4 separate regions of the Homo sapiens genome follow, and all the other regions are linked to region 3. A link is a loop called in an ENCODE intact Hi-C map of the cell type or tissue named here. Cell type or tissue: OCI-LY7. All regions are shown on one strand.

The links. Peaks named below come from ENCODE experiments on the same cell type or tissue, not always from the same donor. Only the 100,000 strongest peaks of a DNase experiment are listed, where the experiment ranks them.
Region 1: a loop joins it to region 3, with 2.4 times the contacts of the local background. A loop is called at or near these places in 3 of 110 quality-filtered maps.
Region 2: a loop joins it to region 3, with 2.6 times the contacts of the local background. A loop is called at or near these places in 28 of 110 quality-filtered maps.
Region 4: it touches region 3 in a loop (4-fold over the local background); 11 of 110 quality-filtered maps call a loop at or near these places.

The regions. Positions count from the first base shown.
Region 1 is chr9:137,576,875-137,581,874 of GRCh38, reverse strand. DPH7 (diphthamide biosynthesis 7) reads left to right here and starts at 2,950. Exons shown (of 9, transcript NM_138778.5): 1 at 2,950-3,250; 2 at 4,272-4,405. The coding sequence starts at 3,098. RefSeq lists enhancers at 2,545-2,604, 1,699-2,670 and a silencer at 2,855-3,264. In OCI-LY7, CTCF peaks have their summits at 2,647 and 2,855 (motif pointing right); DNase peaks (open chromatin) are centred at 2,914 and 3,244; H3K4me3 peaks cover 2,471 bases; H3K27ac peaks cover 2,081 bases.
Region 2 is chr9:137,770,504-137,775,503 of GRCh38, reverse strand. EHMT1 (euchromatic histone lysine methyltransferase 1) reads right to left here. Exons shown (of 27, transcript NM_024757.5): 11 at 252-395. Among named protein-coding and RNA genes, the nearest start is that of MIR602, 65 kb to the left of the region's middle. In OCI-LY7, a CTCF peak has its summit at 2,791; a DNase peak (open chromatin) is centred at 2,813.
Region 3 is chr9:137,670,712-137,675,711 of GRCh38, reverse strand. The region is part of intron 1 of EHMT1 (euchromatic histone lysine methyltransferase 1); the gene reads right to left. Among named protein-coding and RNA genes, the nearest start is that of EHMT1, 54 kb to the right of the region's middle. RefSeq lists enhancers at 525-1,041, 2,166-2,275. In OCI-LY7, CTCF peaks have their summits at 950, 1,158, 2,513 and 2,720 (motif pointing left); DNase peaks (open chromatin) are centred at 2,611, 3,631 and 4,711; H3K4me3 peaks cover 4,099 bases; H3K27ac peaks cover 4,747 bases.
Region 4 is chr9:137,743,181-137,748,180 of GRCh38, reverse strand. EHMT1 (euchromatic histone lysine methyltransferase 1) reads right to left here. Exons shown (of 27, transcript NM_024757.5): 5 at 4,653-4,810; 6 at 4,091-4,279. Among named protein-coding and RNA genes, the nearest start is that of MIR602, 93 kb to the left of the region's middle. RefSeq lists enhancers at 2,064-2,283, 2,474-2,523, 2,674-2,723. In OCI-LY7, no CTCF peak of the experiment used is centred here; a DNase peak (open chromatin) is centred at 2,510; H3K4me3 peaks cover 860 bases; H3K27ac peaks cover 2,342 bases.

The sequences.
Region 1 (5,000 bases), 94 kb after region 3:
GGGTTGCTAAGTCAGCTGCCCGCTGTTTTATGGGGAGTAGGATGCTCTCGCCCCTGACATTGGTTAGTTCTTGCCTGATTTATGCATGAAGTGGCTGGGAGCTCAGCAGTGAGCTTCTGCCCAGAAGAATCCACAGGGCATGTTCAGCAGGCCTGCTGCAGATGGTGGAGGGGGCTGGCCAGCCAGGGTGAGGTGAGGGTCTCACTTCTCCGTCCGTCTGCAGGGCTGTGGTTTCCAGGATAGCCCTCCCTCTCCTTGGGGAGCCCCAGGTGTCTGGGGCTGGTCAGCATCTTGTACCCATAGAGCTGCCCCAGGGAAACATGCCAGGCTGTGTGGCTGGGATCCTGCCTGTCTCCAGGTGCGCCCAGCCAGAGGCCTTGCTTCTTGGGAGCTGGAAGCCTGGCCAGTCCGACTCTGACCTGTCTGGTCTGGTCCGGTCCGACCCTGTGTTGGTCCCACAGGTTGCTGCTACACTTTCCCTTCTTGAAGCTCCACTGCCATGTTCCAGGACACCCTGTGTGTTCTCATTGCTGCCCCTGGCTGGGCTGGCTTTTGTCTGTAAGCAAAACTTCCAGTACCTTTTCTGGCAGTACCCTGGGGGCTCCTGAAGAACAGGACTGCTGAAAATGGGTGATATCAACAAACTCCGCAGGATTTCCTGGAGCTTAGAGAACTGCATGTGCCCACATCAGGCCCTGAGAAGCCCCCTTAGCTGCTGCAAAGGTTGGGGACATTTTTTGCTGAGTAGGTGAAAGCTGCCAGGGAGGGGGACATATGTGTCCCTAGAGATGGCGGGTCAGCAGGTTGGGGTTTGGGGCAGTCTTCAGGCCTGGAGCCCCGAGTGCCCTCAGGCAGCCTGCTTTCAGATAGAGTCTGAGGATGAGCACGGAGTGCAGGGGTCCCCTTTACCTGCATCCAGGGGTGTGGCCATGTTGCCCCTGACCAGCAGGGCTGCTTTGTTTGGCAGTCATTCATCAGAAAAGTGCACTGAAAGAAGCGCCCAGGGCCTCCCACCTGTGAGACACCACGCTGGGGAAGGGGGCGGTGCAGGTTCTAGGTTTGCATGTGGCAGCTCCTCCAGGCCTCACCCCAGCAGGTGGCACCGTGAGGGTGGGACGGGCCCCACCACTGCTTCCCTCTCACCTGATACCCAATCCTCTGGTCATCTTTCCCGTTCCGTGGCCCCGACTTCTTGGTCTTCGTAGCCAGGTATCTAAGACGTCCTGTGAGGACATCCAGATGGCTGCAATGTGGGGCTGCTTCTAAAGCTTGTTTGGAGTGTGGTGTGTTGGGATGCGCACCTGGTCACTCTCCCTCCCCCGCAGAGGTGTGTGGTTGAGGCCCTTTTGGAATGCCCTGCTGCCTTCCTGGCCAGCCTTTTCTGCGCCTCTGTCTCTGTGGTGGTCTGAGCTGTTGGCTCTCTGCCATGTCTTTAGCCACAGCCCTGCTTGAAGCCCTGAGGCTGAATACCCAGGCACCCGTATATTTCAGTCAAGTCCGCCTTAGCTTCCTGGAGCTGCCGCAACAAAGCAGCGCGAGCTGTGCAGCCTGAAGCAGCGGGAATTCACAGTCTAGGCTCTGGAGGCCGGAGTCTCAGATGAAGGCGCAGGCAAGGGCCCTCAGGTGCGGACGCCTCCTCCCTGCCAGGTGCCTTGCCTGCCTCCCTGTGCTCTGCACAGCAATGGCCCTGCAAGTCTTCTGCATCAGCTTTCTCTTCTGCGGACTCCTGCTCCTCTGGGTCAGGGCCCACGCCTGCTGCTTCTGAGAGCCCCTGTTTGTTAAGGATGCTCTCTGAGGTGCTGGGGTCTTCAGTCCATTGTTTTTTGGGGGGCACAGTTCAACCTGTAACGGCCCAAGGGGTTCTTCCTGCCCGCTGCACACATTCAGACCGTGGATTGCAATAAAGAAAAAAAGTTTAGGGCCGGGCGCAGTGGCTCACACCTGTAACCCCAGCACTTTGGGAGGCCGAGGCGGGTGGATCACGAGGTCAGAAGATCGAGACCATCCTGGCTAACACGGTGAAACCCCGTCTCTACTAAAAATACAAAAAATTAGCTGGGCGTGGTGATGCGCGCCTGTAGTCCCAGCTACTGGGGAGGCTGAGGCAGGAGAATGGCTTAAACCCGGGAGGCGGAGCTTGCAGTGAACTGAGATCGCGCCACTGCACTCCAGCCTGGGTGACAGAGCAAGACTCCGTCTCAAAAAAAAAAAACAAAAAAATTAATAGACACGGGCCGGCCAGGCCACATGTGAGATGGAGTTCGTCCTCAGATCATCTTGTCCAAAGCTCCTAGGTTAGGGGTTTTTTCAAAGGCAGTTTTGGGGGAGGGGGGCGGCGGCCAGGCGACTGGTGCTGATAATCATAGGGGTCGGAGCCGTCCACCTGCTGAGCCGCTTCTGGGGGGTCCTGATGCAGCCACGGGTGTCAGACAAGCAAAGACCCTGGAAGGCGGTCTCTGAGGGGCAGCTCCGCCATGGCGGGTTCACAGGAGGCAGGCAGAGCGCGCCTGCGGCCTCGGGGTGCTGGGCTTAGTGGGGCGCGGGCTCCTCATCAGCTTTACGAAGGCGTTGATTCCGGGGCAAGGCCTGTCATGGAAACTGCAGCCTAAATGTTAAGTCAGCGCGGCCCGATGGCCAGGAGTAACCGGGAGGGCGCCACGGGGTGCGCTACCGCAGCTCGCTGTTGGGGTTTTTCTCAGTGATAGAAATTTTGCAGAGGCGGCTTCAAACCTACGGCTCTGTCACTAACTTGCCGTCTCCAAACCTGCTTTGTGGAGGAGCGGATTTCCCGAAGCCTTCGGTCTCTACGGCCCCGCAGGGAGCAGCGCGTCTGACGCCTGAAGCCCGCCGCGGTCAGCCGGCCGACAGGGGGCGTGGGAGCCTGGCTTCCCAGGGGCGTCCACGGAGGCCAAGGCCCTGCCGGATGTCCCGCCCCGGCACCCCGGAAGGAGTCGCGAGAGAGGCGGCCCGCGCTGACGGTGTCCCTGGGGCTCTGCGCTCGTCCGGCCGGCCCCGGCCTCGCCGCCCCGCGCAGTACCCAGCCCGGCCCCGCCGACCCGCCTCTACTGCCGGCTCCGCGCCCTTCCCCGAGGGCTGGATGATGGGCTGTTTCGCCCTGCAAACGGTGGACACCGAGCTGACCGCGGACTCGGTGGAGTGGTGCCCGCTGCAAGGCTGCAGGCACCTGCTGGCGTGCGGGACCTACCAGCTGCGGCGGCCGGAGGACCGGCCTGCCGGCCCCCAGAACAAGGTGCGCGCGCCGCGGCTTCGGGAGGGGAGGGCGGGGCCGGCCACGAGGTTGAGGCCGAAAGGCGCACCGAATCGCCCAGGAGATGAAGAGGGGATATTGGCCCTTTGGCCAGGAGGTAGGCTGGAAACAGTTTAGAATCTTTTTAAAAAAATTGTTCTCGGCCGGGCGCAGTGGCTCACGCCTGTAATCCCAGCACTTTGGGAGGCCGAGGCGGACGGATCACGAGGTCAGGAGATCGAGACCATCCTGGCTAACATGGTGAAACCCCGTCTCTACTAAAAAAATACAAAACAATTAGCCGGGCGTGGTGGCGGCGCCTGTAGTCCCAGCCACTCGGGAGGCTGAGGCAGGAGAATGGCGTGAACCCGGGAGGCAGAGCTTGCAGTGAGCCGAGATCGCACCACTGCATTCCAGCCTGGGCGATACAGCAAGACTACATCTCAAAAAAAAGAAATTACTTTTTTCTGAGACAAGGTCTTGCACTGTCACCCAGGCTGGAGTGCAGCCTCGGACTCCAGGGCTCAGGGCATCCTCCCGCCTCAACCCCCTGAGTAGCTGGCACCACAGGCACGAGCCACCGCCCCCGGCCAACTTTAAAATCTTGAGAGCAGAACGTCTTCTATATACAGGTGTGGCCCAAGGGAATGGGTGGAATGTACAGTAAAGAGAAAGTGGGAATTATATCTTAACTTCTGGTGGGTACATATTAGGATCCAAATTGGGCACTGGAACAACAGGCGTAAGTCAGGACTGTCCCAGGCAAACTGGGTTCTGTGGTTACCCTAGCCATAGCTGGTCCCTGTTGGCCGGTTTAGAAGGAGCCTTCTCTACTGGGTCCAGGAGTGTTCACCTACTCATTAATAGACGTTTCTCCAGCTCAGAAAACCAGAGGTTCTCCTTCCAGGCAGAATTCCACTCCTTTAGTCATGGCAAACCTTTGAGTTCCTTGGATCCCTTTTCCCATCCTTTGGGTTCCTTCGTGTCTTGGGATAATCAGAGACTACCTCTGCATTTTTTGTAGGGTGGAATGGAAGTTAAGGAGCCTCAGGTCCGTTTAGGCCGTCTCTTCCTGTACAGTTTCAATGACAACAACTCTATTCACCCTCTGGTCGAGGTCCAAAGAAAAGATACTTCTGCAATCCTGGACATGAAATGGTATAACTGTGATAATCCCACTGGGTGTAGAATTTGTCATGAGTAGCAATCAGGGAAGCCTGATGCCTGATGCCTTCAACAAGACAGGCATTGCATCTCAACTTTGGATTTGTTTCTTTGCTGTCCCGCCTATCTTCCACCTGGGGAGTGCTTTACCTGGGGCTTATTTCCTTTGTCATGTTCCAGCCGGGGAAGTGATGGGAGTTTTCTGACTTCATAACCTGGGGCGTCTTTTGTTTGAGAACACAGTTGTAGGCTCTAGCCCACTTTTGGAGCTGAGATTTAAATGCAGTGGTGTGTGGCATAATTATGTTTTGGTCAACAATGGAGCACGTATACCATGGTGGTGCCTTAACGTAATGGAGATGCCCTATACAGGTGTACCAGTTTTTATCCTTTTTAATTTTTTTTTTTTTGAGGCAGGGTTTTGTTCCGTTGCCCAGGCTGGAATGCAGTCACGTGATCATAGCTCACTGCAGCCTTGAACTCCTGGGCTCAAGCAATTCTCTGTCTCAGCCTCTCGAGTAGCTGAGACTTCAGACTTCAGGTAGATGCCACCATGCCTCTTTTTTTTTTTTTTGAGACGGAGTCTCGC
Region 2 (5,000 bases), 100 kb before region 3:
CCTAGTCATCTCCAAAAGCGGTTTCCAGGCGGTAGGAGGGAAATGGGGGTTGGGGGTGAAGGTGTCTAAGGCACTGGGGCTCGACAGGGGTGGTGAGGGGCTTGTGAACACTGGAGACCTCCAGACGGACACCAGACCTGGGCCAGCTGCTGGACCACCCGACAGCAGGTGGACACAGGACAGGAACCAGCACCAGTGAGCAGACAGCAAAGCCTGCGGAGGACTCAGAGGCTGCCGGACTGGGCTCTTACCGCTGTGCAGAAGTAGCCACAGCCAGGACAGCACTGGTGCTTCACCATGCGGCCCCGGTGGTCTTCACACAGCACGAGGAGCGGGGCCTTGTTGGAGGGGCGCATCAGCTCATACTTGACCACGCTGTTTGTGCACCGGCCCAACTGCAATCAGACAAGACTGGTGGTCAATGTCAGAGTCACGAGAGGCCGGCATTCCCTCCCACCAGGCGCTGGGCAGTGCAGGCACACAAGAGCTGCTCAGCAGGTGTGGGCTGACTGAGCCGAGCCCTGCAAGGCCAGCTTGGCTTTGCAAGCACTTATCGAGCACCTGCTACACGCCTCAGCACGGGGGACAAACAGGGAGCCCAGAGAAGGAAACGCCCATCATCTGCACAAACTGCAGGAGGCAGCGGCACATGAGCAGGTCCAGTGGGCCAGGCGCGACCACACCCACCAGATCCAGGGGGCCAGGCGTGCCCACACCCACCAGATCCAGGGGGCCAGACGCGACCACATCCACCAGATCCAGGGGGCCAGGCGCGACCATACCCACCAGATCCAGGGGGCAGGCGTGCCCACACCCACCAGATCCAGGGGGCCAGGCGCGACCACATCCACCAGATCCAGGGGGCCAGACGCGACCACATCCACCAGATCCAGGGGGCCAGGCGCGACCATACCCACCAGATCCAGGGGGCAGGCGTGCCCACACCCACCAGATCCAGGGGGCCAGACGCGACCACATCCACCAGATCCAGGGGGCCAGGCGCGACCATACCCACCAGATCCAGGGGGCAGGCGTGCCCACACCCACCAGATCCAGGGGGCCAGGCGTGCCCACACCCACCAGATCCAGGGGGTCAGACGCGACCACACTCACCAGATCCAGGGAGCCAGGCGTGCCCACACCCACCAGATCCAGGGGGCCAGACGCGACCACATCCACCAGATCCAGTGGGCCACATGTGCCCACATCCACTCACATGCGCCTACCAGAGGGCCGGCTGCTCAACTCTGGCAGAAGTCAAGGAAGGTTCTGGGGTGAGAGGGGTTCTGGGCTGGGTATCCAGGAAACATGAACGTATACCTGGCAGGACAGTCCAGGCCATCACAGGCCAGCAGTGGGCAGCGGTACAATGAATCTGTGGGAGCCCCAAGGATTCTGGGGCAGCCAGAGGAACCTGCACACAAGGCAAGGAGCAGGACACAGAGTCTGGGGCCTGACTGGGGAACATGGTCACTGGAGGATTCTGAGAGGACCAGGACTTGAAGGCGCCTGTGGAGGTGGAAGCAATGAGGGCACCCAGGATGCCAGGCACTCTGCAGCACACCAGACAAAGCCTTACAGGTTTGCTACGGAAAGTTCTCTGATAGCCAATAAGAAAACAAGAAGTAGCCCCCCCAAAAATAAGCAAATAATTGAGTGGCATTTCACTAAAGAAGAACTACAAATGCCCCCCAAAGGAAATTACACAAAGAAATTCAACATAAGCCTCTGACATTCTTCGTATTCGGTCTGGCACACTGCAAAGCTGGTATCTGTGGGGTCTGCAGAGATGACACACCATCACTGTGAGTTCTGTCCAAACTTCACAGCAAGCAACTTGGAGACATGAATCAATTACAAATACATATTCTTAAGACTCCACTTGAAGATATAATTAAGTGCACAAACATGTATCTAGAAGGACCCAGCTTTTGCAATAACAGAAAAGTAGGAACAACCAACCTGTCTACCTGCAGAAGAGTGGCTGCAGGGCACGCCCAGGTGGCATAAATGATCTACCCTGAAGCCAGCAAGAGACTTCTCGATGCCCAAATGAGGCTGCATTAGAATCACCCAGGCAACTTTTTTAAAAGACAGTCTGGGCCCCACCCCAAACCTATGGAACAAGACCTGAAAGGCGTAGAACCAGGGCATGTACATCCTGAAAAAATGCCCCCTCCACACCACCACCACCAAATGCTTCTGCAGTGACTCCCTGGTTCAGGACCAGCGGCTGCAGGGCACTTGTACCTACTGACTTTGAAAAATGTTTACATTAAAGGAAAAACAAGTTATTTTCAAAAATTCAATGTGGTTATACACATAGAAGTCTAGGAGAACATACAAAAGTACTAAGAATGATTCCCTCAGTTTTGGAATAAGAAGTGATTTTACTTTCTTATTCATGCATGTATGTAGTATCTGGATTATTTTACAATCGGCATGCATTATTTTTACAATCATAAAAACGATAATGCTGTATGATTCTGGCTCTGTGCTGTGTAAGAAGGAAACACAGAAGGGAGCTGCGGGGTAGGGGGTCCAGGCAGAACGGCAGGAGAATGTAAGGAAGGAGATGTTCTGGGAAGGATATATCAAATAAATGACAATGGGATCCAGTTAGGGTTGGGAAAAAAGAGATAAAACAAGGAATCCTTTAACAAGGTGGGAAAAACACAGATGCACTGGGGTGGCCCCACTGAGGTCACCATGGGTGGGAGGGGCACCCTGGGTTCACCACAGCAGAGTACAGATTCACCGACTGCTGACCGGATCCTGAAGGAGGGACCAGAACAAGAAAGGAGCCCACCACAGGGAGGTGCTGTGCTTTCAGGACAGAAAGCAGCTGAAACAGGTACTGACTTCACAAAGTAGAGATAACCCAAACCTGCTTGCCTGAAGGTGGGTCCGCACCGGCAGAACCCTGGAAGGCTAAAGAATCAGGGCCAGCTTCGGTGGCAGGGGCTGAGCTGGTGTAAATACAGAGCTGGCGAGGCGGAGCCTCAGACGAGGTCCATGCAGCTAGGCACCCCACCTGGCGCAGGTGAGGGGTCACCCTCTGCAGAGGTGGCCACAGAGCTCACTATCTACTCTCCACACAAGCCCACCGCTACAAAACGGTTTCCTATTTTTTTAGTGTCTGTTTTATTAAATATTCTATTAAGAAAACTTTCAAAAATAGAGACAAACGTAAAATGTATCCCCATGTGCCCATGCCTAATTTCAAAAATTACCAGTATTTTCTCTTCTCGTTCAAGCCATCCCCTATAACCTTTTGTGCTTGGAGAGGTGTGCTGGTATATTTAGCAAAGTACCTAGGGGTAAAATGATGCCATTTTAGCCATAAATAACTCCATATGCATTGCTAACAAATCATACTTCATATAACCTTAGAACCATTATCAAGCGGAACACAGGTAGCACTTTCTCAGCGCAATTTAATACCCAGTGCCCACAGGCTCTGCAGGGCCCACAGGCTCTGCATGGTGGCTTATTAGGACACAGTGGGGTGTGCAGCTGTCCTGGGCTAGCCTTTCCTCAGCTGTGGGAATGCCCTCCCTTCCTTCCTCTTCCTTGGATCTGGTTTAAACCAGATCTGGGCTCCACTGTGGGCCCCGCTCCTGAGCGAGATACAAAAGCCTCCAAGTTGGGGTCCCCTGTGACTCATCCCAGCTGTTCTGCTGCTCAGGTCTGCCGATGGGGCCCCTCCCTTCCTTCCCAGTGGCACCCTCTCTGCCCGACGCTGCCCGAGCAAGCATGAACAGACAAAGTCCAAAGGTGGGAACAGCACTGCTGTAGCCAAAACGCCCCGCCACCCCGGTCTCCTCGGTAAGACCCCAGCACCCCCATCTCCTCGGTAAGACCATGTCGTCCAGCAAGGTGCTCGCCTGTGGTGAGCTAAGACGAAAGAAGCTGAAGCCAACCAGCCAAGACCAGGACTCCGAGGAGCACAGAGACGTGCAGACAGAGAAGTGTTTGTGGGAGACACTAGCACGATTATGCTCAAAGACATGGGAGATAGCAGGGCGCAATGGCTCACGGCTGTAAACCCGAGGTGGGAGGATCACCTGAGGTCAGGACTTTGAGACCAGCCTGGCCAACATAGGGAAACTCCGTCTCTATTAAAATGCAAAAACATTAGCCAGGCATGGTGGCGAGCACCTGTAATCCCAGTGACTTGGGAGGCTGAGGCACAAGAACTACTTGAACTCAGGAGGAGGAGGCTGCAGTGAGCAGAGATTACGCCACTGCACTCCAGCCTGTGTGACAGAGCAAGACTCCATCTCAAAAAAAAAAAAAAAAAAAAGACATGGAAGATGGAGGCAGCTCTGAGGGGAGAACTGGAGGGCCACAGTGTCCGTGACATGAGAGAGAACACTTCAGAATTCAAAGGCTCAAAATAGTTATCTTCTGAGCAATGTGTCTTAAGAACTAAAGGTTATGCACCACCAAGACAAGAGTAAAGTGAAGATATGTGATCCAGCAACTTGATGTGTCTGAGAATACAAACATGCAATTCTATCAGTTTGGGAATGGGTTTATAACAAGTACACAGAAAACAAAAAAATGAATAGGGAGGCAATGATTAGCTCTAAGGAAAACAAACAAAACAAACTCACTCAAGAAAGGAAAGGCAATCCAGGCAGCTGTGAGTGCCTCCCCCAGCAGGACACAGCCTGGAAGCTGCAGCCCCAGGGAACCAGACCCATTGCTCACTCTTCTCTTTGGTTCGCTCCTGGGTGCTCAGAGGAGGCAGGGAAGGTGGAGACCAGAAGCCTCCTTGGTGTGAGGCCTACATGGATCCTTCTGTCTTGCTGAACAAGGTAGCTGGCTGGGAGGGAAGCGAACCCTATGGCCTAGGGCACAGGTGAAAGATTATGGCTGTCACAGCTATAGGGGAGGTATCTGGTGTCCAACGGGATACTGCTCAGCACCAAACAACGAGCAGGGCAGCCCCTTCTTCCCCCCAGAGAATTACTTGGCCCAACACATCAAAAATA
Region 3 (5,000 bases):
TGAACCCGGGAGGTGGAGGTTGCAGTGAGCCAGCCTGGTGACAGAGCGAGACTCTGTCTCAAAAAAAAAAAAAAAAAAAAATTAGCCGGGCGTGGTGGCCGGCACCTGTAGTCCCAGCTACTCGGGAGGCTGAGGCAGGAGAATGGCGGGAACCTGGGAGGTGGAGCTTGCAGTGAGCAGAGATCACGCCACTGCACTCCAGCCTGGGCAACAGAGCAAGACTCTATCTCAAAAATAAATAAATAAATAAAATTTAAAAAGTAAAAGAGAAAATGAACTACTCATGCTCCCTCACACCAACCCCCCTATTGGTCACCAAATTCTATGCCTCCTAAATATTCCATCAAATTCCACCGCTACCTTATTTTAAGCCACATTATTCTCAAGTCAGTGGTAATAGGAATAATCTAGCAACTCATTTTTCTAATTCCAGCCTCTCCCCTTTTCAGTCTAGCATCTATTCTGCAGTTAAAATTATCTTTCTAAAATTGTGACCTTACCATCATCTTCTTTAAAAATTCAGTGGCTTCCCACTGCCCATGGAATCAAGTTCACACTTCATGACAAGGCACAGAAGGAGCTACAGCAATCTAGGCCAGGCGTGCGGCCCCCGGGCCAAATCCAGCCCAGCCTGCTTTCTTACTTCCCACAAGCTAAGAATGAATTTTTTTTTAATTTTTTAAGTTGTAAAAATAAAAAAGAATATGCATCAGAGACCTTACGCGGCCCACACCCCACATACCTGGTCCTTTACAGAAGTTTGCAGATTTCTAACCTAGCCCAATGATTTTCAGGTCAGAAATCCTATGTGCCAGTCACACTGAGCTACTTAAAATTCCAGCAGCAGTAGGGCCCAGACCATCACCCTTCCCCCTGCTTCCCGCGACTCTCCAACTATGCAGCGAGCTTTTGGGGCTCAGATGGCCCTTGCAGCTCATCACGGGCTGCCCTGTGGTGACCCACACAAGCCTGCCTCCCACTTACAAAAGGAGCCCCAATCCACCTTTGCAACCCGGGCACCTAGCATGGGCACAAAATACGTATTCTACAACTACTGGAAGAATATACTCTAAGATGATGATTAAATATAAATGCGGGTCTCACACATCAAGAGGTGAGTCGTGCAATCGTAGGCAGACTGCAGGAGGCAAGGCACAGGCGGCGCCACAGCTACCTGGACTTGCTCTTCTAGACCAGACAGAACACAAAGAAAGAGCGCTGGAGCCGAGAGTCAGGGCATCTGGGGACACTGGCCAACAGTGAGATTCTCCGTCAGCCTGCAGAGTGTGGGAGAGCCAGAAAAGGGGACGGAATTCTGAGAGATTTTACTGTGGGTTTTAATTTATATCATGTTGGTGCTCTTTGATAGATGCCAGTGAAGAGCACAATCCTGTTTAATGTCTTTCGGCACCTGGAATTTGGTCTCAGAACAGGGCTCGATGGAGAGGTTGGCCTTCAGGAGGCCCTGGTGCAGGCGGGTCACACGTGCAGCCCCCCTCGCCCCACCACTGCCTCGTAAAGGGCAGCATGTGTTACGGTGCTGGTTTTCTAAGCTCACTGCGCTCCAGACCCTGTGAGGAATGCCTTGGTGTTTTAGAACGTCTCCCTGCCCACCCTGGATCGCCCCACTGCCTCTCTCCACTAACCGTATTTCAAACAGTGTGTGAAAAAAGCAGCTTTAGCTGGTCAGCACCTTGTCTGGGCCTCCTGGGCTCTATTCCAAGACAACAGATTGTCCTGCCCCCAATCAAGGCCTCAGCCCCCAGGCTCCAGAGAACAGTACAGCCCTAGGAGGGACCCACAGACTCTCAGGTCCTGCTAGTATTGGCTCCGGGAGGCTAAGTAATATGTTGACACATACAGATGCTGTTTTTTAATCTTACTATATTCATAGTAATTGTGTCATTTTCCATCTTTTCAATTCATACATACTCTCACACAATTACCACCATGAAATGACGGGCCTTAACATTTTTCTAATGTGAGAAACAAGTTTTGAAGACACTGATGAACACTGGCAGCCCCGGCCAGAGCCTCCCTGAGGGCAGGGCCAGTGCCAGGCAGGGCAGCAGCGCAGTTTCGCCAGGAGTTGTCTGGTGTAAAGCACAGGCTGGGAGTGCGGGTCTGAGGGAGGGACACAGACATGACCTCCACACACTCCCTGGCACATCCTCGAGGCCGGAGCTTCACACTGCCTTCAGCTCAGCCACCAGGGACACTGCAGCTGGACACAGCTGCCCTGCCTCCCAGGACACCCATCTCCTCTTCAGAACAACATGAGACATAAAAATAAGGCTGTACAGAACTTACACACCATGAAAAAATGAGAAGCCTATTTCTTTTTTCAGATCAGAAGAGCAACGTGAGCAACGGTCCTATCAGAAATACAACAAATATAAAAGCAGCAGTCGAGAATGGTGAGGGACCACAAACCCCTGGGGACTTGGTCCAGGCCAGCTCTGAGCACCACCAGGCACCCAGACTAGCACACAAGTAAGGGGTGCTCAATAAACACCTGCTGGGAGGTTCCTACACACTCTAGGATGTCACTCTAAGATGAGACAACCCTGATGCAAAAGGAAGGTAAGGTTCTTTGCTAAGCACTTCAAAGCAGAATCATCTTAAATTGGCAAAAAAGCAACCCATATAAAACTGGTTCTCAAGCTCCATCCAGCCCGGTGTCAGCCTTCGGACCTAGAACAAAAGCACCACCTTGTGGTTAGAAGTGTAAATGCAGGCTTAAACCTGCATGCAGAAAACCACAAGGTATAGTAGTAATATTAATAAATTCTCTGCAATCGGTAAAGTTCCTGGTAGAAGACCACATTCCTACTCATGTCAGAGATTGTTTTTTAAATGTTTCCACAACACTGCTCTGTAATACGATTGAGATAGCATGGGAAAACAAACACACACTCATGGCTGAATTTCATTCAAAATCTCCATGTTGATAAAAAGACATTAAACCTAAGGAGTTGACTATTTTGAAGGATATGACACAAAAATGTGAAACTTATCCCCAATCAGAATGTCAGCTCTACGAGAGGCAGAAACTGGTTGGTTGGTTGGTTAGTTCACTGCAGTACTGCGCCAGGCGCTTTGGTTTACGGTAAAACAACAATTCCCAAACTTTTCATTCTCAAGACCACGTCACACTCTAAACACACTGAGTACCCCAAAGGGATTTTGTCCACGAGTTGCCAGAATGGCACCAAGTTAGTGTTACCATGTCAAAACCTCCTGTACAAATAAAATAAACCTACTACGTGCTAACATAAAATTTACTTTATGAAAATGCCACCGAGTTAGTGTTACTATGTCAAAACCTCCTGTACAAATAACAATAAACCTACTACATGTTAACATAAAATACTTTATGAAAATGGCATCAAGTTAGTTTTACCATTTGTCAAAACCTCCTGTACAAATAACAATAAACCTACTACGCGTTAACATAAAACACTTTATGAAAATGAAGTATTCTTTTAAAAAAAGAAACAAAAGTGATACGGTTTTACATTTGTGCACCTATCTTTTCCAGTCAGCAGAGCCAGATGCTCACACCGCCTGCTGCACGCCCTCTATGGCACTATCACACATCTCGTGCCTGACACTCAGCACAGAATGAGAGCGAAAGGTAAATAATGCTTCACATCTGTATGTAGCCGGAGCCCTGGAAGAATCCTGGGGTCTCTGCACTGTCATGTCTGCTGGACAGGAAGTGCTGGGGGAGCTTCACTGAGTGCAGGGAGAAGGGGCGCAGCACGAACACAAGGACTAAGGGGCCACGGCCTCTCCACAGCCACATGTCGGGGCAAGGCCTGGACCACAGCACTGCAGGGTTGGGGTCCTTATTTCATCAGGATTCCAAGTATAGGATTCAGGCCCAGGCACAGTGGCTGATGCCTGTGATCCCAGCACTTTGGAAGGCCAAGGCTGGTGGAAAGCTTGAGCTCAGGGATTCAAGCTCAGCCTGGGCAACACGGCAAAACCCCATCTCTACAAAACATACCCAAAAAATTAGCTGGGCATGGTGGCACACGCCTGTAGTCCAAGCTACCTGAGAGGCTGTGGTGGGAGAATAGCTTGAGCCCGAGAGGCAGAGGTTGCAATGAGCCAAGGTCACACAACTGCACCCCAGCCTGGAAGACAGAGCGAAACTCTGTCTCGAAAAAAAAAAAAAAAAAAAAAGAAAGAAAAGGATCCAACTCTTCGGGTCTTTGGGTCGCTTTGTTTTGACAGGGCATTATCTAACTTCAGGGTCATCTTCCCTTCAGGTTTTTACTATATGTTTTCTTAAGTGATAAGCGTTAATCATATGAATTGTTACATATAAATGAGGGTTTCCATTAATTTTTTCTTACTGTAAAGCTAATACATGCTCTCTGTAAAAAAACTTTATTATATTCCAAAACATACAAAATCACTGGCAATCCCACAATTCAGAAATAACCAAGTTAACTTTTTGTATATTTCCTTCTGCTTTTTTCTTACACTGAATGAAAAAAAATTAAGAATTTCCGCTCACTTATTAGCTATAAAAGGGTTAACAGAATAATTATACGGGAAAACAGTTAACTATAGGCAAGACACCCTCACTAATCTGTAAGTCAAGCACACGGTGGCCCTGGAAGGGTTCAGAGTTCTGACACAGCTCACGGCCCGGGACAGCCCTCTGTTACATTCAACCACGTGCACAGCGGCTTACCCTGGAACAAGAGTCACACAACAGTGGACGATGACAAAGCCAAGCCAAGACCCACAGGCCAGAGGGTGTGGCCACAGGAGGTAGGGCAGCAAGAAAGAGAAAAGGTAGCCTGCACTCCGAGAAAGCCCTCCCAGAAGGAAGACGGCGGCAAAGGCGAGCGGACAGAGAATGGAAAGGCAGCTCTGGCTTCTCCTTCCCCTGGACACAGCCCCCAGGAGAGCGCTAAGCCCCGCTAGACCCCAGGGAGGCTACACGAGGAAGACGCGCAGACAGGCCCGTAGGAACTGGAGCC
Region 4 (5,000 bases), 72 kb before region 3:
GAATGATAGTGAAAAAGGCACCCAACATCTGAGCATTAGTATGATAACAGTTTTGATCTGCAGACTCTCCCAACAGGTCTCAGAATGCCCCCACCCAGACCACTTTGAAAACTACTATTCCATAACAATGAAAATTAACTAATAATATAAATAAATCCCAGAAACACAACGTTGAGTAAAATAAGCCACACTCAAAGAAAAAAAAGAAAGAATGCATTCTGTGTAATTCCATTTATAGAAAGAACGAAATCAAACATGACCATCCTACAGGGTTAGCACTTCAAACACGACCATCCTACAGAGTTAGCACTTCAAACACGACCATCCTACACGGTTAGCACTCAGGAGAGGGGTTACTTTTGGGGATGGGAGGTCAGTGGGCTTCTGCAGTGCCACCAGAATTCAAGGCTTTGATCTGGGTGGTGGCCACACAGGTACGTCATTCTTCCATCATTACTCAACTGTACCGTTGTCATACATGCAATCACAATGTAATCCCCCCAAATTCAGAAAACAGAAAGCGGACTGAACTTTATAAAATGCCTTTTTTAAAAACACATATACGTTGTGTAGTTTTTCTCATTTATTCTGTTAACCTAGTAAATCCTGGTCTTTAAATAATCTATTTCTAGTAATGAATCACTCTCATCCTGGGGTAAGCCCTACTTCCTTACAATCATTATTTTAATATGTCATTGCATTTGATTCATATTTTATTTAGGAGGCCGGGCGCAGTGGCTCACGCCTGTAATCCCAACACTTTGGGAGGCCGAGGCAGGTCGATCACTTGAGGTCAGGAGTTCAAGACCAGCCTGGCCAACATGGTGAAACGTTGTCTCTACTAAAAATACAAAAATTAGCTGGGTGTGGTGGTGGGTGCCTATAATCCCAGCTACTCGGGAGGCTGAGGCAGGAGAATTGCTTGAACCTGGGAGGCAGAGGTTGCAGTGAGCCGAGATCGCACCATTGCACTCCACCCTGGGTGACAGCGCCAGACTCAGTCCCAAAAAAAAAAAATGTATTTAGGACTTTTGTATTTAGGATTTAGGTGACTTCAGCCTATATTTTAGTCTCAGAATGGGCTAGCGTACTTTTCCTATCCTTCTCTATTCTCTGGAGCCACTTACGTAACGAAACTATCACTGTTGATTGTCAGTGCCCATCTAGTTAAGGCTGTTCCTGCCATCTTGTTCTGTTTTACACTGACCACATTTTCTTCTTGGCTTTGCTTTTGTTTCTTGATTCTTTTCGTGCCTTGACAGTCATTTAATGTTTTACTTTATGACAAATACCTAGAGTTATTCAGTGTCCAGTTCCTCTAGAAGATGAGAACCTCAATCGAAAGAGAGAATCGAGAAATAGACTGAAATTAATATCCCATATGGTACATGATAAACGTGGTGTTGTAAATGAGAAGGGAAGAAATGTCAGTCAGTAAGTGGAGCTGAAACCTAAGCATTTTAAGGGAAGCCCTGGGACCCTTACCTCACATTTTCTTTTAAAAGCTTTATTGAGATATAATTAATATGTCATAAACTTCCCCCATTCTGAGCAGCCCTACCTGATATTTTAATTCTATATGAATCAAATATTTATATACAAGAATGAAATAAAAGAAGTATTAGAAGATAGCATACATCAATTCATTCAAAATCAACAGTGAGAAAGGTTTTTATCATAATTAGAACACAGAACTCAGAAATCATAAAGAAATTGATTAGTACCTGGGAGTTCTGACACTACAGACAAGGTCAAAAGACAAAATCGGCTGGGCGTGGTGGCTCACGCCTGTAATCCCAGCACTTTTGGAAGCTGAGGTGGAAGGTTCACTTAAGCCCAGGAGTTCAACCAGCCTGGGCAACACAGTGGGATCCTGTCTCTACAAAAAATAAAAAAACATCAGCTGGACATGGTGGCACGTGCCTGTAGCCCCAGCTACTCAGGAAGCTGAGGCAGGAGGATCGCTTCAGCCCAGGAGTTCAAGGTTGCACTGAGCGTGATCACGCCACTGCACTCCAGCCTGGGCAACAGAGTGAGACCCTGTCCCCAAAAAATAAAAAACAAAACAAAAAACCCAAAATCCACCTGGGGAAAAAACCTCCATTCATACTGGAGCCAACAGATCAACTCTTCGTTGACAAAAAAGATCGTCAGACTACATTCAAAAGATGCAAAATCCAGAAGAAAAATGAGCAGGGGCTATTTAGCAAGCGGCTTACAGAGGAACAAACACTGGTGGCTGGCTGCTCAGCCCCAGGCATGACTCAGCAATGAAGAGCTGCTGGACTCCAAGAAGGCAGCCCTGCTGGGGAAGGTGAGGAAACCACACCCCTCAGGTCTCTGCAGGTGGAAGGATACAGTCAGAGGTGGCCTGGTGACATCAAAGTGCTACACTGTAAATGCAGACAGCACTTATGAGCCTCCGGCATACTCAGCAAAACTGTGACACTGAATACCCCTTGTAACTTGACAGAAAGAGCGTAACACAGCTGAACAGACAGTGCACTGGAGCGACAGACACGTGTGTGCAGAGACCGCGGCAGCTGCTGGGGTAGCTGCTTCCCCACGGTGCAGTCAGGGCTGCCTGTCCTTCGGGGAGGGCTGGGCTGTGCTGGGCACGTCTAAGGAAGTTCCTGTAGTGACTGTTTCAGAGTGCCAGAGCCACCAGGACAATGGGGTGATGATGCTGTGTTTTCTTCCTCATGCTTCTTCATATAAGAGGAGAAAAAACTAATAATTATCTTAAAATAAAAAATTTTTAAATCCTCTTTAAATATCTAATGGTAATATTTCCAACGAATTTTTAAATAATCAAGCTACAACCTGGGAGCAACATTCAAAAATTTGCCCTAAAACATGCTAAAAATGTACAACAGACTTTGAAATTGAAGCAAAAGGAAGAAAACACATCCCCAAAACTCTGACAAATGATAGAAAATGCTTTGTATACATTCAGGGATACGCCATAGCACACAAAGCTGACTGAAAGGGGAAAAACCTTAACCACTAAAATTATGCATTTTCCAGTAAGTCACTATTTGGATGAACTCACCTGGACTGCTATTCCTACTGTTAGTTTTGGAATAACTTCTTAGATACAAGATTGCGTCTAAATAAACATGGTTGGACACACTCGAACAATAAACCACAGATTTGCATGTCAACTTGATTCTTAACTTTCCACTGTTCGTCCTTATGAAATGCGTCACTCCTAACTGACCCCTCAGAACTGAAAAAGCATGAATGTAACTCCGAAACTGTATGTCTAAGAACTTCCTCAGTTTCCCTGAGACACTGGCCCAGGTGCCCATACCTGGCCAGGGGCAACAGCACCGCTGTGACAAGGCTGGGGCCTTGGCCCGTGCTGGTGCTTGTCCTTGGGTGGACACAGGATGAGGCTGTCTGTGAAGAGAGCACGCCTGGCCCATGTGTGGTGTCCACAGTGCAAGGTGGCAGGCCACGCAAAGCCAACCACAAACGAGCACACAGCAAGCCGCCAATCAGCACTTCAAGCTGTCAGCAATATCATTCCTGTCAATCTAGAGCCCAGAACAAGTTCAAGAGGGCGGGCGCCGTGGCTCATGGCTGTATTCCCAACACTGGGAGACTGAGGCGGGAGGATCACTTGAGCAAAGGAGCTCAAGACCAGCCTGGGCAGCAAAGCGAGTCCCCGTCTCCACAAAAAAATTTAAAAATTAGCCAGGCATGGTGGCGTGAGCCTGTGGTCCCAGCTGCTCGGGGGGCTGGGATGGGAGGATCATTGAGCCCAGGAGGTTGAGTGCAGTGAGCTATGATCGTGCCACTGCACTGCAGCGTGGGTGAAAACAAGACCCTGTCTCAAAAAAAAGAAAGAAAGAAAACACAGAAAAAAAAAAGAGGTTTACTTCAATGAATGATGTACAGAAACATAAATACTTCTTGAATGAAAATAATCTAATAAATCAAGAAAAATAAAATACAAAAATCTAAGCCAATTGTAAACAGGGGATTTTATCAGGGTCTAGAAGTGACCAGACTGTTAATTTTCAGAACCACGGCCAACTTTGTGATGCTCTTTCCTTGTGCTGTCACCCAAGACAGCAACACATACCTTCTGGGCGCGATCAGCCTCCGACATGCTCTCCTTGGAAGTCCTGCTGTCCTCTGTGGGGAACGCGGCCGCCTGCTCTGCACCATGGCCGTCGTCCTCCTCGAGCTCCTCTGAGTCGTCCTCATCCGAGTCCATCTCCAGGCTCTCCCCATTCACGTGCAGGCTGCTGGCGCCCAGGTCCTTCTCCCCCTAGAACACGGGCAGGTGTATACCCCAAGGCAGGATCAGTGCGCATCATGAACAAACTTGCTTTCACTGAGGAGTCTTGGGTGACTGGGAGGTGCAAGGGCCTGTGGGGAGGCGGGGACACACGAAGAGGTGCCCCTGCCACCTGGAGAAGAGCCCGGCAGACAGGTGGGCTGTGGTGAGGAGGGCAGGGAGGACGGGGTGGAGTCCCCCACAATGATCTTGGACACGAACACTCTGCCCCTATGGCAGAGGAGCTTCATGGCACTGGCACCTTCCCGGGGACTGAGGTCACCCAAATTACTGATAACGAGGCCCTGAACACAGAAACGCATTTCCACGCACACGTGGCAACTCACTCAAATGCGTCTCTTACCTTGGAACCCACAGTGGAATGAGTTATGCTCTTAAACATCTCAATCACCGTCCTCTGTTTTAATACTTTGGTCTTTTTCTTAGGAACCAGGCTATAGGTTCCCATTCTTCGTTTTTTCTTCCGAGATACTGCAGCTGCTAAAACAAAAGGCAAGCAAGCTAAAAAAAAAAAAAAAAGTCAAAAGGGGACAAGAAAGGAAAAGAAACACCATTCAAATGTTTTTCAAAGGTAAGAGACAGTTTACAAAACTTGATCACCAAAATCACCAGCAAACCCCATCACAACAGGCCCACTGCCCGCAGGTCATCAGCACAGTGACAGGCATCCTTCCCTCACGATCAATTCACA